2 separate regions of the Homo sapiens genome follow, and region 1 is linked to region 2. A link is a contact called in ENCODE Hi-C or POLR2A ChIA-PET data. All regions are on one chromosome and are shown on one strand. Each heading gives the region's core, a stretch centred on a gene start or an enhancer-like site at or near the end of the contact. The rest is flanking DNA. Distances are from core to core; before and after follow the strand shown. Region 1 overlaps ABCD1 (ATP binding cassette subfamily D member 1). Region 2 overlaps PDZD4 (PDZ domain containing 4).

Evidence for each region. Hi-C counts contacts between places; a loop is a spot of excess contacts on that map. ChIA-PET counts read pairs that join two places held with the same protein, here RNA polymerase II (POLR2A). Pooled maps may share reads with other maps.
Region 1: a loop to region 2 is called in a pooled map, with 2.0 times the contacts of the local background. The contact joins two enhancer-like sites. A Hi-C loop is called at or near these places in 1 of 37 single-sample maps with no recorded cell type and 1 of 50 pooled maps. POLR2A ChIA-PET finds 5 or more read pairs at or near these places in 2 of 52 experiments (H1 and activated naive CD4-positive, alpha-beta T cell).

What each region holds. Positions count from the first base shown.
Region 1 is chrX:153,742,926-153,746,628 of GRCh38, reverse strand. ABCD1 (ATP binding cassette subfamily D member 1) reads right to left here. Exons shown (of 10, transcript NM_000033.4): 8 at 3,558-3,642; 9 at 3,283-3,408; 10 at 1,874-3,140. The coding sequence ends at 2,894. All of the region lies in intron 2 of PLXNB3-AS1 (PLXNB3 antisense RNA 1), which reads left to right. Among named protein-coding and RNA genes, the nearest start is that of PLXNB3, 19 kb to the left of the region's middle. RefSeq lists enhancers at 2,497-3,196, 3,197-3,703. Within about 2 kb of position 2,453, at least 6 of the 41 ENCODE cell types and tissues checked have a DNase peak (open chromatin) inside an H3K27ac peak, as active enhancers do.
Region 2 is chrX:153,817,689-153,821,139 of GRCh38, reverse strand. All of the region lies in intron 1 of PDZD4 (PDZ domain containing 4), which reads left to right. Among named protein-coding and RNA genes, the nearest start is that of PDZD4, 11 kb to the left of the region's middle. RefSeq lists a silencer at 1,936-2,095. Within about 2 kb of position 1,625, at least 3 of the 41 ENCODE cell types and tissues checked have a DNase peak (open chromatin) inside an H3K27ac peak, as active enhancers do.

The DNA of each region.
Region 1 (3,703 bases), core at 1,204-3,703, 75 kb after region 2:
GCTTGCTTCTCTGTCTCTCTCCATCAATCAATCAATCAATCGATCAATCATCTATCAATCAACTATCCGCCTATTAATCTATAATCAATAATCTATCAATTTATATCATTTACTTATATAATCAATCATTGATCTATCCCATGTATCTTCCTTTTATCATGTCTATCCATCTATCTATCATTTATGCCTCTATCATGTCTATCTTTCAATCATTTATCTATCACCAGGCACAGTAGCATGTGCCTGTAGTCCCAGTAACTCAGGAGGCTGAGGTAGGAGGGCTGCTTGATGCTAGCAGATCGAGTCCAGACTGGGCAAGATAGTGAGATCTTGTCTCTAAAAAAACTTTTAAAACCATCTATCATCTCTCTCTATTCATCTGTCTATCCATGTATCTATCATGTATTTTATCTATCACTTATCACCTATGAATCATCCATCATCTATCAATCAATCATCTATATCAATCATGTCTATATATCTATATATCTATGTATCAATTTATCCATCAATCATCTGTTTTTGAGGCGATATTCACAAAATATACAATCAATCCCTTTAAAGTGCATAATTCAGTGGCATTTAGTATGCTCTATAGTTCGAGAACATTTTCTTCGAAATAAAAAGAAACCCGAGGCTGGGTGTGGTGGCTCATGCCTGTAATCCAGCACTGTGGGAGGCTGAGGCAGGACGATCGCTTGAGTTCAGCAGTTTGAGACCAGCCTGGGCAACATAGTGAGATCCTGTCTCCAAAAAAAAAAAATCACAAAATTAGCAGGGTATGGTGGCACACGCCTGTGGTTCCAGCTACTCAGGAGGCTGGGGCGGGATTGCTTGAGCCCGGGAGATCAAGGCTGCAGTGAGTTATGACTGCGCCACTGCACTCCAGCCTGGGTGACAGGGTGAGACCCTGTCTGTCTCATTAAAAAATAAAAAATAAATACAAAATTTTTTAAAAAGGACTCCCCCCGCCACATTTTCCTTCCCCTGCCCCAGCCCCTGACACCCACTTGTCTGCTTTCTGTCCCGATGAGCCTATTCTGGACATTTGTGTCTGGCTTCTTTCACCCAGCACGAACTCTTTGAGGTCTATCTGTCGTGTTATGGCAGAATGGCACTGTGCCTTATGGACAGGCTGTTTGTCCATTTGTCTGTTGATGAACACTCAGGCTGCCCCACCTTTGGGAGGCTGTGGCCATCCATGCATAAAGGTATGGCCGCACAGCTGTTCTCAGTTCTCGTGCCTCTGAGGCCAGATGGGCTGCCGCACCCTATTCCCACCAGCCACCCTCACATGCAGCCACGTGGCCTGCAGTACTCGACACTGCTTCCCTGTTGCTGAAAGCTCCTCGGTGGCCTCTGGGCTAAGTCCTGTCTCTGTAGTGTGGCCTCCAAGGCCCGCCGGCCGCAGCCCTCCCTTCCCCTGCCCTCCCTTCCCCTGCATGCAGCACGAACACCCTGCGCTGTGCTCCCAGTTCCCCCCAGGCCCCTGCACAAGTGGCCGCCTCTCCCTAGAAGGGCCAGCAGCACCCTGTGTGGCAGCTTAGACATCCCTTCTCTTGCCTTCGTGCTCCTCCCACAGGGACCAGCATGATCCCCTCCCCTAGTCCTATTTGGGCTCAGCCAGTATTTCTGTGCAATGTTGTTGCAGGTTCCGCCCCGCCACCGTCACAGGAATCCTAAGAGCATTGGCGTGAGGCTCGGCGGAGGGCATGCTGGACCATGTCTTCTGGTGACTTTCCCCCTCGGAGGGGCTTGGGGGTCAGGCCCACTCCTTTCCCAAACTCACTCTTTCCCCCACAGGCAACCCACTCCCTCTCCTCCATCTCTCCTCGAGACCCACAGCAGACACCACCAGGCTCTGAGGCAGGGAGGAAGGACTGCATTTGCCAGTGGAGGCTTTTACTGGGGGGACTGGGGGTGGTGCCCGGCCCGAGGGCTGAGGGCCCGGGAAAGGCACACGGTGGCGGTGGGGTCTCTCTCGGGCAGGCGCTGGCTCCGCAGACAGCTCCCCCTGGTGACCCCTCTTTGGCACTGAGCTGGGAACATGGTGTCCGCACTCCTGGCTGGCAAGCAGAGGCCCGTGTGCCCCGGTGGCGGCTGGCAGTGTAGGCTGGCGGGGTGACGGCCGCAGGGGCTGGGTTTGGCACCGGTGGGAGCCGGGGCCCCACGGGACTCAGAGGCTGGGCCGCCCCCGCTGCTGGCACGGTAGTCACATTGGCCACGGAGATGGCTACGAATAGGGAATCCAATAAATTAGGCTGTAGAAAGAGGTGGTGAGGGGCCGAGGGGGCGGGGCCTGCATTCTCGCTTGGCAGGCAGTGCTGTGCGTCCCTCTCCCCTCTCCCGTGGGATCTTTGGGGCTCTTGTGGGGGAGAGGATGCAGGTGAGGCGCTCTGTGTGACTGTGGGTCCCACTGGGCGGCTTTTATGGCATCCCACGGAACGGGAGCCTTGGCTGACCACCCTCAGGGGATGGACCATGGGGTCTTTGAGAGACTGACGAGGAGGGAATCATGGGGACTCGAGTCTCTGGAGGGAGGCCACCTGCAGTGCCAGGGGCTGTGGCCTGACGGGCTCCTGGGGCTCGGCTGCGCTGCTGTGTGGCCAGCACTGGGCCCCTTGTACCCCAGCTTCCTCCACGGAGCAAAGTAGAGGACTCACTGCCCTGGACAGGGCCCAGTCACTGTGGAACAGCGCCCCCAGGGAGTGGGAGGGACAGGGCGAGGGTTACGCAGGGCGCCACCCTCCACATCTACTTTCCCGAGGGCGGGAAGGGTTTTCTAGGAGGAGGGGCCAGGCATGCAGGGGCGGGGTGCGTGCATGGGTGGGTGCTGCTGTCTCCTTCATGTGATCCGAGCTTGGGGGCGGGGCAGGGGCCGGGGACGGTTGTGTCAGGTGGAGGCACCCTGGAGGCCACCAGGGCCTTGCGGGCTAGGTGCCGGCACATGCGCTGGGGCCACGGCCTCGCCCAGGATCTGGCAGAGCTCCTGGAGGCGCCGCTGCATCTTGGGAATGCCCGCCAGCTGCTGCTCCAGCCGCTGCTTCTCCTCCGTCAGGCTCAGGCGGGCAGCTGAGTCCAGCTTCTCGAACTTCCAGCCGCCCTCCCCATCGAACTGTAGCAAGTGTGTGTGGTATTTCCTGGCCAGGAGAGGGACAGGGTCAGGGGCACGGCACGGGGGCTGCTGATGACAGCCGCCTGCTGCTGCCGGGCCCGCCAGGCCACCTCCTCCCCTCAGGCAGCCACTCCCACCGACCCCAGGCAGGGAGACAGGGCACCTACCACAGGGAGGGCCGGTGGGTGATGGAGAGCAGGGCAATGCCCGCGTCCTTGGCCGCCTGGAAGATCTTGCCTTCCACGTCGATGCTCACGGCGCTGGTGCATTCATCCAGGAGGGCGTACTTGGGCCTGGGGGTCCGGGCCGAGAGGAGAGTCTGTGCACCCTCCAGGGCCCAACACCCCAGCCCGGCTCAGGCTCCACTGAGCCCAGGCCTCCCCACAGCTGCTACTTCCCCTTCCAGGGGACCCCAGGGAGCCTGCCGGCCCGGAGTGCTCACCTGTGGTAGAACATGCGGGCCATGCCGATTCTCTGCTTCTCGCCACCCGACAGGACGTCCTTCCAGTCACACATAGCCTCCCAACCTAGGCGGGGGCAATGGTCTTGGCTCAGTTCCACCAGCACCCAGACCCGGGGGCCAGCCGG
Region 2 (3,451 bases), core at 376-2,875:
GCCCAGGAGGCCACAGTTGGGGGCGTGGGCAGCCATGCTACTTGCCGGGCCTGTCACCTCTTTGTCCCTGCTAGAATTCTAACATGTTGGTGGAGACATTTTGCAGCCACCAATGCAGTAATTAATTCAGGCAAAAATCATCACTGGATGCCAAAACCATTAGATGTAAGGTCGTTGGGGACAGAATATTCACAAAGTCTCCAAATATTACCCCAAATTACCTGTGAATCAGGAAGGGAAACTGCGTCTTTACAGAGGAGAGATCTGGCAGCTGCCACCTGGACCATGTGATCAAACAGCCTCCCCAACAGTGGGGCAGCCTGACCCTGCCAGCCGCCAGATGCAGGGCTGGGGAGGAGACATACAGCATCTCCTGCAAGGTGCTCTTGTCAAAACGCTCAGCCTGAATCTCACCGCGGGAATGAATCAGGCAAATTCAGACTCTGGCGCATTCTATAAGGACTGGTCTCTTCCAAGAAGTCATTCCCATTAAAGTAAAAAATATATATATTTTTTTCTAGATTAGAGAGGAGACATAATAACTAGAGACCTAACAACCGAATGTAATATGTGTGCTTCTTGATTGAATCCTAGATTTTTTGTTTGTTTGTTTTGTTTTTGAGATGGAGTCTCTCTGTGTCACCCAGGCTGGAGTGTGATGGTGTGATCTCAGCTCACTTCAACCTCTGCTTCCTGGGTTCAATCAATTCTCCTGCCTCAGCCTCCCAAGTAGCTGGGACCATAGGCTGCACCACCACGCCTCGCTTTTTTTTTTTTTTTTTTTTTTTTTGAGATGGAGTCTTGCTCTGTCGCCCAGGCTGGAGTGCAGTGGCACGATCTCGGCTCACTGCAACCTCCTCCGCCACCCGGGTTCAAGTGATTCTCCTGCCTCAGCCTCCCTAGTAGCTGGAACTACAGGTGCAAGCCACCACGCCCGGCTAATTTTTGTATTTTTAGTAGAGACGGGGTTTCACCATATTGGCCATGCTGGTCTCGAACTCCTGACCTTGTGATCTGCCCGCCTCAGCCTCCCAAAGTGCTGGGATTACAGGCATGAGCCATTGTGCCCAGCCTCAAATCCTAGATTTTTAAAAAAAGCTATAAGGGTGTTAGCGGGACAGCTGGGGAGATGTGAGGCTGGCCCATTGTATGAGTGCGGAATTCCGTGCTAAGGGTGTTGTGGTTCCACGGAGAATGGGACTGATGGCATCTTGCTTTCAAATGCTTCTGCACATGTGTGTGTAGAAACCCCGAGAGCAGGTGTGGGGAATCTGCAGATGTTCCCACATGCTTGTGGGCGGACAATTTTCAAAATCCCGAGCTGGGGAAACATGAATGGGGACTTTGCTGGGTCACTGAGTGGGTGAATGTAGTGAGCCTGCGGCTTCTCCTTTCTCCTCTGATGCTCTACTCGTTGGGAGATCCCCCGATGCCTGACTTGGCCTGGAAGCTACAGTCACAACTGCTTCCAAGGTGTCCTGGATACTCCAGACGGCAGAGCTGAGAGCCAGCAGGCAGGTCAGAGCTCGGCCCCGGGCAGAGGATAACTTCCTGTCTCTGTCCTTCCCCAGCTTGTTTCCTACTCTACAGCAGTGGGGTAAGGGGAGTCCGAAGGTGGCAGCCCCCCCACCTCCGTGGCAGCCACGGGGGCCCCTGGAAGTGATGTGGCTTCACCTCCCATCCCGCGCGTTGCCAGTGAGAGTGAAAGGGGTCGCAGGCGCCGTGTGACAAGCACTTGGGATTGCGAGTCTCCCAGGCCACAACTGTTTTCTTAGCCTCTCCGGCCTCTCTTCTCGGCTTCCCAGAGATTCCTGATCAGCAAGAGGGCGTCGCGCCCCACCCGGCTGTGCGCCTGCCACCGCTGGGTGCAGGAGGGTGCCTGGGGCAGAGCCTGGAAACAGAGCTCAGCCTCCGACGGGGTTGGCGGGGCGGGCGGGCAGGAGTCCTGCCAATACAGCCACCAGCGTGGCGGCGCCGGGACGAGTGTGGTCCGCCCTGCTCCCGCAGCCGCAGCCACCCCGCCGCCGTCGCGGCGCGCTCTTTGTCTGCGGCTCCGGGCTCAGGGGGCGGGGCGAGCGCGCCTGGGGCTCCGCCCTCTCCGCCTAGGGCGCCCCGCTTCCCGCGTCCCCTAAGGCCCGCCAGTCCCTTGCCCAGCGGGAGATCGCCGCCCCACAGCGACTGCCCGTGGGGCCGACTTCGCGTCATGCCTGCCTCGCCTGCCCGGTGTTGCCCCCTCCCCTGTCCCTGTGTCCCCCCTCCCTTGCCCGCATGTCCCCCTCATGCGGGGAAAGCGGTGCCAGCACTTTCCCTGGCCTTGCGAATTGCTCTTCCATCGGTATTCAGCCGCCCCTCTGATGTTCCTGAAAACCCAACCTGCTCCTTCTCTGCAAAAAGCTCCGGAAGGCTGTGTCGATGCAGGTCGAGCTTCCCCACCCGGCCCCCTCCCACCTTTTAGCAAATCCAGAGGCCCCACCTTCGCCCTCCCCTCCCGGGCTCCGACCCAGTGCATTGAGCAGCTCCTCGGCTTCCCTCCCGGGACTTTCTAGTCTCTCTCCCCAACCGGCTCAGTGTCAGGGTGCCCCAGGACTCTCCTTGGGCCTCTCCTGTTCTTGACTACATTCACTCCCTAGGTGAGCTCCTCCATCTCATGCTTTTGCTTTTTAAATTTTTATTTATTTATTTTTAAATTTTTATTATTTTTGAGACAGGGTCTCAGTCCGTTGCTCAGGCTGGAGTGGAGTGGCACAATCACGGCTCACTGCAGCCTTGACCTCCCAATGCTCAGGTGATCCTCTTGCCTCAGCCCTACCGCCTGCCCCCTACCTCCTCCACCACTTGGGGCTACAGGAGCGAGACACCACGCCCAGCTTCATCTCATGATTCTTTTTTTGTTTGAGACGGAGTCTTGCTCTGTTGCCCAGGCTGGAGTACAGTGGTGTGATCTGGGCTCACTGCAACCTCCACCTCCTGGGTTCCAGTGGTTCTCCTGCCTCAGCCTCCCAAGTAGTTGGGATTACAGGTGCCTGCCACCACGCCCTGCTAATTTTTGTATTTTTCGTAGAGATAGGGTTTCGCCATGTTGGCCAAGCTGGTCTCGAACTCCTGACCTCAAGTGATCCGTCTGTCTCGGCCTCCCAAAGTGCTGGGACTACAGGCTTGAGCCACCGTGCCTGGCCGTCATCTTATGATTTTAAATAAAGAAAAATTCCTAGTTTAATTGAACAGCAATGGTCACATGCCACCCAGTTAGCTGACTTGGGCTTGGGCCAGACATTTGGAGTGGGGCACTGGAGATGTCCACATGCCTCGGGAAGTTCAAGCTAGAGATAAAAACCTTCCATTTCCTGCCCTGGGCCTAATCCCTGAGTCCTTCCTTCCTCGGTCTTCCTCACTGCTGTGAGGATACCCCTGGTCCTTGTGGTCCTGTGTGGCAATTTTATGTTTTCTTGTG